Linked DNA regions of Homo sapiens: regions 1 and 3 are each linked to region 2. A link is a contact called in ENCODE Hi-C or POLR2A ChIA-PET data. All regions are on one chromosome and are shown on one strand. Each heading gives the region's core, a stretch centred on a gene start or an enhancer-like site at or near the end of the contact. The rest is flanking DNA. Distances are from core to core; before and after follow the strand shown. Region 1 overlaps LOC124904475 (a long non-coding RNA gene). Region 2 overlaps LOC105371664 (a long non-coding RNA gene). Region 3 holds the start of GLRX2 (glutaredoxin 2).

The links. A loop is a pair of places that touch in the nucleus more often than their neighbours do. ChIA-PET counts read pairs that join two places held with the same protein, here RNA polymerase II (POLR2A). Pooled maps may share reads with other maps.
Region 1: a pooled map shows a loop between it and region 2 (5-fold over the local background). The contact joins two enhancer-like sites. A Hi-C loop is called at or near these places in 4 of 50 pooled maps. POLR2A ChIA-PET finds 5 or more read pairs at or near these places in 2 of 52 experiments (CD4-positive, alpha-beta T cell and activated B cell).
Region 3: a pooled map shows a loop between it and region 2 (5-fold over the local background). The contact joins the promoter of GLRX2 here to the enhancer-like site in region 2. A Hi-C loop is called at or near these places in 5 of 50 pooled maps.

What each region holds. Positions count from the first base shown.
Region 1 is chr1:193,477,846-193,480,955 of GRCh38, reverse strand. All of the region lies in intron 3 of LOC124904475 (a long non-coding RNA gene), which reads right to left. Among named protein-coding and RNA genes, the nearest start is that of LINC01031, 170 kb to the right of the region's middle. Within about 2 kb of position 1,540, at least 5 of the 41 ENCODE cell types and tissues checked have a DNase peak (open chromatin) inside an H3K27ac peak, as active enhancers do.
Region 2 is chr1:192,515,579-192,518,915 of GRCh38, reverse strand. LOC105371664 (a long non-coding RNA gene) reads left to right here. Exons shown (of 5, transcript XR_002958418.2): 5 at 953-3,337. Among named protein-coding and RNA genes, the nearest start is that of RGS1, 59 kb to the left of the region's middle. RefSeq lists a silencer at 1-96 and enhancers at 1,979-2,098, 2,159-2,278. Within about 2 kb of position 1,980, at least 7 of the 41 ENCODE cell types and tissues checked have a DNase peak (open chromatin) inside an H3K27ac peak, as active enhancers do.
Region 3 is chr1:193,103,611-193,106,727 of GRCh38, reverse strand. GLRX2 (glutaredoxin 2) reads left to right here and starts at 1,314. Exons shown (of 4, transcript NM_197962.3): 1 at 1,314-1,464. The coding sequence starts at 1,346. RefSeq lists silencers at 1,136-1,375, 1,155-1,449, 1,426-1,525.

The sequences.
Region 1 (3,110 bases), core at 291-2,790, 960 kb before region 2:
AAGCTCCACAGATTACCAGTTCAGCAGCCTCAGTAGAGGGAGGACACCTTTTCCTGACACATTCAGTAAATATCCACGGAGGACTCTGATTTAGCCAGGCCAGGAGTTGGAGGTGGCCCTGTGCTATCCAAACCACATGGACCAAGACCCAGCAAGGTTATAATCTTCCAGAGAGAAATCAGGTCCTGCTACCAAACAGGCAAAGATAGCAGATTTCCCCCACAATTCCTAGATATCAAAACAATAACATGAAAATTCTAAATGATTGAAACCAGTCTTTATGGCTGGCTTTTGTCATCTATCACAAAGAACAGAAGCTTCATTCAGCCACACAGCAGAATACACAGAAATCTACTTTTTTAAATGGCTTTATTAACAATTTACATCCCATAAAATTCACTCATTTAAGGTATACAGTTAAATGGTTTTTAGTATATTTACAGAGTTGGACAACCATCACCACAATCAATTTTAGACCATTTTCATCATGCAAAAAAGAAACCCTGTACCCATTAGCAATCTCTTCCATCTCCTATCTCCCCCACTCCTTGCAGCCTATGGCAAGAATGAATATATTTTGTCGTTGATGTACAAAATATTGCACCTGCTTAATGTATACAACTTGATACAACTTCACATATGTACCCACCCATGAAACCATCACCACAATCAAGATAATAAACATTCATCACTTCCAAACATTTCTAAATGCCCTTGTTTTTTGTTGTTTTTGTTTGGAGGGTTTTTGTGCTAAAAATAACATGAGATCAACCCTCTTAAAAATTTTAAGTGAACAATATTGTTAACTATAGGCACTGTGATATACAGCACATCTCTAGAACTTATTCATCTGGTATAACTAAAAATTTATATCTATTGAACAACTCCCGATTTCCTCCTTTCCCCAGCCATTGCTAAACACCATTCTATTCTGTTTCTATGTGATTATTTAGTTAACTCCATAAATGGGAAAATACTAATCTTACCTTCTCATACCTCAAATGGGGCAAAGATTTAGGAAGGTTCTCACAACTAGGGCTGCAAATCTGAGTGGCCCATCCACAAGAATTAAATAGGAAATTATCTGAAGAATTTAATTGACTATTAATTATAATTTACAATTGCCCAAAGACATTTCTTCTCTTGTGCCTTTAGCTGTAAATTACATTATTTAACATATATTGTTATTTCCTTTTGTACCTATTTTACGACAACCATTATGCTTGATTCATCATTTTTCCCTTATGTAGTGCTGTGTAGTATAATATCTTGGAGCTTATGATTTAATAAATATTGATCTCCCTTGGTCTTTATTATGCTAAGAAAAAGAGACCTGGTTCTCTTTTTCAGGTTATCATTAGGCTTGTGAAATGTGATATACAAAGTGGTTTAGAGCCTTGAAATGCAGTCAGGAAGCCATTCTAAGAACTACCTGCGTGACCTGAAACCTTGCAAAACAGGAACTTGTCTTTAACATTTGAACTGGGTCACACCGCCATGACCACAACATCCTGGAAAACAGCCGAATTTCACCAATGCTGCAACTCCTAAACAGTGACAACCAATGAACTGTGGACTCATGTACTAAACCAACCACTGTCACCAGTGATATCTTTCAAAACAACTTGTGATTACCTTCAGCATCCTTTTACAAATCTGTACCATCCTACCTCTCTTCAGAACACAGTTTAGTTTCTAGCTCAGTCTGTCCCTCAAATTGCAATTCCTAAGACCCCAAGAAATGCCTTATCTTACTGCATTGCAGTCTAGTCTTCACCTCTTCCTAGTTGACAGGCTCCACAATAAGATAAACTATGTGAGGAAAGAAGCAAGCTTTGTCAATACAGTCAAATTGACATTTCTAAGAATTATATAAGTTTTCCCCAGAAAAATACAGTGACTTCTCTTCAATTCACACATTTGTTTCTTGAAATTTTGGGGACCACTTACAAAAGTTTAATGCAATCTTACATATTTTGGATAAGTCACTTTATAACATTGGGATCAAAATGCCTACTATAGTTATTTTCTATAAGTGGTTTCCATTAAGATAACTACTTTAACAAATACTAAATTTTATTATATTACTTTAATTACATTACTTTATTAAATACTAAACTTTATTATACCACATTAACTTTCTTTCCAGTAAAATATTACATAGAGTAAGAATTTATATAGATAAGTAGTCATAGATATAATGTTTAAAAATACCTTTTGATATGTCATAGGAAACATTGCTTTTAGCTTCTTCTTCCCCTTACCAAATAGTACCACTTATTACAGTCCTGTGCACTGTTCTGCACCAATAAGTTGAGCCGTTGACAAATGCAATTGGATTATTAAAAATCTTGTTTTCCCTTGATTATATTACAATCTGCAACCCATGACTCTCCATATGGTATTAAAATAAGTTTGATTAGAATTCTAAGGGTAACAGTAAGTGAATCACATTATTATTTCCAAACACATCACTGGTATGAATGAGAGTTAAACACTAACGTATACTTTTAAAACATTATCAACAAATTCCCCCAGTAAACAGCCAAACACCACAGAAAACCAGAATTAATCCTACTATCCAAAATTGTTCTGTGCAAAAATGAAACAAGAATACAATCGACTTCTGATTTGACCCTTATTAAAGTAATGCAGCATATTACAGTGGGATATTCTAATGGGCAAGAGAAAAAAAACAAGTCAGTTTTTTGAAACACACTATTCCATATGGCTTTTCCAAGGAAGTCCTAAATTTGAAGAGAGCATCCTGTTCATTTACATGGTTTCCAACACATTTAAGTTGTATAAAGGAATACCCTAAGGAAGCTTTTCAAGTTTGTAAACCAAGCACTTTGCCTTTACCTTTATTTGCTCCCACCAAAATGCTAACGATATCATCTGAAATTTCCTGCATCCCAAGGCATATGTGTACTAATATTCATTTTACACAAGTAGTTACTACATAGACCATGTGTACTGAAAAGCCTAAAATATTTACTATCTGGCCATTTACAGAAAAAGTGTACCAACCCCCATCCCAAACTAAAGCTAAAGACTTTAAGATCCTCCCTGCTTCATTGCTTTGTTAAATGCTGGCTCAGTCTGTTACT
Region 2 (3,337 bases), core at 731-3,230:
GTCAGCTGAGAGTCATTCTCAGCTTGTGAGGTGGTGGGTGGTTAAGTAAGTACACTGAAACTCTGAAAATGAATAATGCATGACATAGCACTATTTACTGAATATAAATATTATTTATATTCTCAAATCTATGACAAGTAGCCAAATGTTACAAGAAATCACAGAGGAAAATAGAAGGAAAATATGAATTTTGAAAAGTAGGAAACAACCTGAAAACCAGAAAATTCCAAAAGAGTGAAAATGCTATATACTATTCATGCTAGGGATCGTACACTTGGAAATCCATATGTTCATATATTCATATTGATAGAATTTTATAATTGATTCTGAAAAAACGACAAAGCCTTTGAAAATTCAAGCAAAAACTTCTACGCAAGGCTAAGTCAACACAATAAATCTGTTTTTAATATAAAGTGGAATATAATCTACACTAATAGAAAGTTAGTTTCTCCCAGGCTGGACGTGGTGGCTCACGCCTGTAATCTCAGAACTTTGGGGGGCCGAGGCAGGCAGATCACAAGGTCAAGAGTTCAAGACCAGCCTGGCCAATATGGTGAAACTCTGTCTCTACTAAAAATACAAAAATTAGCTGGGCGTGGTGGCACGCACCTGTAGTCCCAGCTACTAGGGAGGCTGAGGCAGAAGAATCACTTGAACCTGGGAGGCAGAGGTTGCAGTGAGCTGAGATTGCTCCACTGCACTCCAGCCTGGGTGACAGAGCGACACTCTGTCTCCAAAAATAAAATAAAATAAAATAAAATAAAATAAAATAAAATAAAATAAAATAAAATAAAGCTAGTTTCTTCTAATCCTTCTAAAGAAATATTGAACATTCTATTTAAAGAATATATATATTTGAAGAAATGTCAAGTTGTTAGCCTGATGAAGTTCTTACATCTCTCTCAACATACCTAGTTCTAACTATGACTCCTTGCCTTTTTCCTTCATGCAGCCTCCAGGTTCATCACATGACTCAGCTAAGAGAAAATATCCAGTGGCTCATCGTTACCTGTGGGAGGAGGTCTGAACTCCATGGCTTTGCATTCATGTTCTTGTTTGTCTCACTTCAACCTTCATTCCCTCCAAGTCCTCGTTGTCCTCCCAGGGTTCCTCTGCTACAGCCGGGGGAGTCTGATCCCTGCTTCCTAAATTTCTCTGAAGCTTATCTACACCTATGTTTTTGCTCCACTCTTCTTTCTCCTTTATACACCAATTATTCTCCTGTTTTATCCAAATTATTCCCTTCTGCAAGACTCACATCAAGTACGATTTCTTTCTAGATGGCTCTAACTCAGTTATTGTTATCTAATTGCACACATATCTCTGATTATTGGCATTAGTCATTTGGAAATTTATTGTATGCTGCTTTGTTTTATTATTTCTCTTTTTCACCTGCCTTGTGCTTACTTCCCCAATTGGACTACAGATTCTTTAAGGATTAGAAGGCTAATATACCTACTTTTTGTCTCTATAGCATCTAAAACAGTAATCTGCAGATATTAGGTATTCAGAATATAATTCAATCTAGAATCATTTGGGAAGTTTAATTTTTAAAGAACTCTGAATCATTTTTCTCAAAACTGTCATATAATGCTAAATTTTCATTTCAGGTTCTGAGAGATTCTTTTCTTTTAAGCCCAGCATTTATGACTTTCAAATTTTAATAAATAGAACGCCCAAAGTTAGTCAACAGAAACGTCCTAAGTTAACGTGGGTGACCTAAGTTCCTTTGCTGTATTTTGTACACGTTTTATATATTGCATCAAGAAAAGCAAATGATTGCTGAAATGAGTAATAAGGAGCTTCACTGGCTAGTCAATCTTATTCCGGAAGCAAAAACTTCCACGCAAGGCTCATTTACATGTGCACACTGCAAAAGGAAGTTTTGGGCAAAATGTCTGCAGACTCTGTTCAACATGCGTGTCCCACTTAACCACATGATCCTTATAAAACCACCTATATCCGTTCTCATACACAGTGTCTAGCCGTTGTGTTAATCACTACTGACAGCTGCACTTTTTTTTTTTTAAGCTTCTGAGCTCTTTTGTGGCAATGTGGCGGGTTGTAAGTAAAGCAAATGCCACTTTAAAGCTAATCATGCTCGGTATAACTTTTACATACCATCATAAAGAGTTATTTGCTTACATATTCAGCTCTTGCTCTACACTAGGAGTTCTTCGAAGGCAGGGACTATTTGTTATTTATTTCTTCATCATCTCCAGCACAGGGCCTGACAGGTGCTTAGTGACTGTTTATTGAATGAGTGTTTGCAGAAAAAATAAATCAAGAGATGGAGAAATAAAGAAATCTGAGAGGTGGAGAAATTAATAGTAGTCCCACAACCAATGAATTAATTGATAAATGTTTACTAATCTCCTACTTTTGAGCCCTGAACTTCAAAGAGAGTGAAGGGAAATATGATAGAACAGACTCATTCAGGATCACTTTTTACTCAATTTAAAATGCAGGCAAGTGAAAACAGAAACTGGGAGGAAAAAGAGTTCTCCTCTATTCTCCCCTAATTCCTTTATTGAGAGGAGAACTTGCATGGATGTTCTTGGATTATCCAAAGCTTGTTTCCTCCATTCTAGACATTATCATGAAAGGCACGAACTGGTGGTTTATTTTGCCTTCTTAATGTTAAAAAAAATAGAAAATTTTACACTGATACTCAGATTTACACTGATACTCTGTTCTTGAAAAATATCTAGCAACCGTAGGTCAAAATTTCTGCATAGCAATAATTTTTTGAAACTAAACAGTGGCTGCAACCTTTAAACAGGGTACATGGGTAGTATCTCCAGGTTGCCATTGTGTCCATTTTTGAGGCACATGGAACTTTACAAGCGCTATCTGTAGTAAAAACCTGGGTGCTGAAAAATTCTTGATTGAGTTTAGAATGGAAGGGATTCTGGAGGGTGGGTGAAACATGAACTAACTTAATTTAGCTATACACATTATCTAGATAGAGTGAAAAATACATTGAACTTGGGATCATTTTTTAGTATATTTGCCACTGCTTAGCTGTGTTTATATCTTTAAACACTTGGACCTTATTCTCTTCATTTTTTAAAAAAGGCCACTACAGCCGCTTTCAGCTTTACCATTTTCGATTTTATTTTTTAGTTACCTATCCAACATAAGTGGATTATAAGACAGGAGAGAAACCTATAGGGAAAAAGGAAGGAGAAGAAGAAGGAGCACGTAGAAGAAGTAAACTGATGTTAATTTAGTCCCTACTTCATAGCTACTCTTTTACATTGTCTCTTGTAACCATCACCAACCCATCATGAGATAGTTATTATCCCTGGTTTATAAATGAAAAACAAGGATTTGG
Region 3 (3,117 bases), core at 65-2,564, 590 kb before region 2:
TTCTCCTGCCTCAGCCTCCCGAGTAGCTGGGATTACGGGCATGCGCCACCACGCCCGGCTAATTTTGTATTTTTAGTAGAGACGGCGTTTCACCAATATTGGAGGGGCTGGTCTTGAACCCCCAACCTCAGGTGACCCGCCCGCCTCGGCTTCCTAAAGTGCTGGGATTACAGGACTGGCCACTGCGGGAGCTGCGGCAGCTGCGGCCTCTGGGTACGGGGTCAGCGGGCAGTCCTGTAATGGCCACATTACAGGACAGGCCATCGCGCCTGGCCACATGCCTTAATTTTCAAAGTCAAATTTGTCTTTAAAAAGAATGAATTCCTACCCTTTGGGGGTATTTATTTTTGCAACTAACTTCCATCCTTTTATTAAGTAATCAAACATAGCCCATTTGAATGTTGGAAAAGAACTGTCAGAAATACAAGTTCTTATTTTGTACTTTGGTAACATGAATTTTACACTTAGTTGAACATGAAGAATCAAAAAAGCTCTGGATTGTTGTAATAATTGTTTAGAATTTTAGATGTACCATTTGACCTTTGACTTTAAGATGAATTTCAGTGTCCTCAGTAAATAAAGGCTTACCCCCAACCTTAAATAGTGACGCACAAAGGCTATTATTACCACCACTGAGTGGCTTAAATAATCCTGTCAACAGCAATCGCCCATTTCCAAAGCCATGGTGAAACATCTCTGTGCTAATTTCTTTTGTTTTGTTTCCTAATTTTTTTTTTTTGGCAGGTGGTGGGAAATAATCTTTGTCTTCTTTGGAGTAAACCTTCAACACCGGATTTTTTCTTTTAATTATGGATGTAAACCCCAATATCCCCATAATTTACATTGGGTCTCGACCAATTGCCTAATTATAAGAGGATATATTTAGGCTCTTATTTCATCCACACAAAAACTTGTGTAACAGGTAGTTGGAAACATCTGAGGCACCACTTTGATTCTGTTTTGGATGGTCATGTTTTTTCTCCTCCGTTTCCCCAGCATGTCTGCCACCATCCTCATGCACTGCTTCCAAGTGCCTGGGAGCCTTTATGAGCGTCCCTAAACCTAAAAGAATCCAGAGGCGGGGCTCGGATGAACCCTCGAGATAAGCAAGTGAGCCGCTTCTCCCCTCTAAAGGATGTTTACACGTGGGTGGCACTCGCTGGAATCCAGCGCTCGGGCAGCCCTGGGAGGACGCGCTCAGCTGCGAGGAGGTGACCGGCGGCGGCGCGGGCAGTCCGGAGGGGCGGGACGGGGCGGGGCAAGGCGGGGGCCGGGCCGGAGGAGGCGGGCTCCCGGGATCCGCGGTGTCCGGCAGTAGAGCTCGCTGCAGATCCGGGCTCTGACCATGATTTGGCGCCGCGCGGCGCTGGCGGGGACGCGGCTGGTTTGGAGCAGGAGCGGCTCGGCAGGCTGGCTTGACAGGGCGGCGGGAGCTGCGGGAGCTGCGGCAGCTGCGGCCTCTGGGTACGGGGTCAGCGGGCAGGAGTGCCGCGGCGTGGTGCGCAGGCCTTGCGGGGGTCTGGAGAAAGCGGTGGGCGGAGGTGCCCCTTTGCCCCGGCGCCGGGTGGGCGAGGCGTACTAGCGCGTGGGCTCTGAGTCATAACACGCAGAGGCGCTCGAGGGATGGGCAGGGAAGGGTGCCCTCCGCGGCTGTGCTGACTTCAGGAGCCTGTGACTCTCGCGTTGAAAATACTTCACTCATGTTCACTTAGGCCATCCCTCTGTGAATTGCTACATAAAATACAAGACGCCGCAATCAATTGGAATTTCTCTGAAAGAGCGAATGATTCTTAGTCCAAGTGTGTCCCAAATACTGCAGTGGACATAGGAAAAACGGAACAGTTTTCTGGTGTTTGGTTACAATTCTAATTTGACCGGGCGTCCTGCATTCTTGTTTGCTAAACTTAGCCACCCTACTGCAGGAAGTGAAGGCGATGATTCCCGCTGAATGGCCAGAGCTTTTAGGATAGAGGCTGACTGATGGTGATGCCGCCTGCGGCTAGACCGAGGATAGTGCTTTCCTTACACTTCCTCGTTTGGAATATCAGCGGCTTCGGGACCTGCAGTGGAAGGGAACTGCGGCTGTGCTGCCCACGCCCGCGCGGCTGGTGCCTGGCGGTCCTGCCGGCTCGCACTTCCGCGCCTGCCACTGCGCACTTGGCCGGAGAGTCTGTCTCGCTATCTACTTGATCTGGGAGCTTCTATCAGTTTTGCAAGATTCTAGGAATCTCAAGTTTAACTTTCCAGACCAAGCTAGAGACCCCTCCTGAAGGGCTAATCACAGGCTGTTAAGTGTTTGACAGCTCTTTGAGGCCCCGCCGTGTTTTTTTCTGCGTATCCCTGGGGTCAATATAGCACTTTGCCTACTTAGCACACAGTAGGCGCTCCATAAATGTGGCATGACTAGGTGCTTCATCTGTGTTGAAATGAAATGTTTATTGTGCACTTACTTCCTCCGTGCATGTTTCTATTCATAGTTCGCGACAGTTTTTACCAAGGTCAACTAGAAATTGAAGGGAAAGGGTGTCTTCCAGAAACTTTTATTTGGGTAATATTTCAGAATGCACCTCCTACCTCCTCTCACTACCCAAGAAAACATTCTCTTGTGTTCTATTGGAGCTCCTTCAGTAGTAAATGCTGTAGTAGATGGTTTGGGTATGACAGTTTAAGTGCTGGACCTGAGATGAAAGGACTTGCTTTCTTAGTTGATAAACCAAATACAGCTTGCTGATTTATTCCACCAATGCTCTTCCTTAGGGCTAGGCCAGTGCTGCCTAACCTTTTCTGGTTTAGGCTTCAGGAACTCAACTTTCTTTTATCTTAAAGCTTCACCCTCCTCTCAGGTTGGCTGCAGTCTCCCTAGCTCGCTACCCTTAACTCCTTCCTGAGTTAAGCGCACAGGACTTTTTTTTTTGTTTTAAAGTGTTCCTTGCTAATACTATTAGGAAGCAAGGAATAATAGATTGTAAACATTGGGTAGGTTATAATGTTATAATGTTTAATTCCTGTCTCTTACTCTTCTTTGTTATAACTGAACAAACTGATGTTTGCTGTAGCTTCCTCACTCTAGGTGAGCTGATATCATAATCGTTCCCCCTTATCCGTGGTGGACACGTT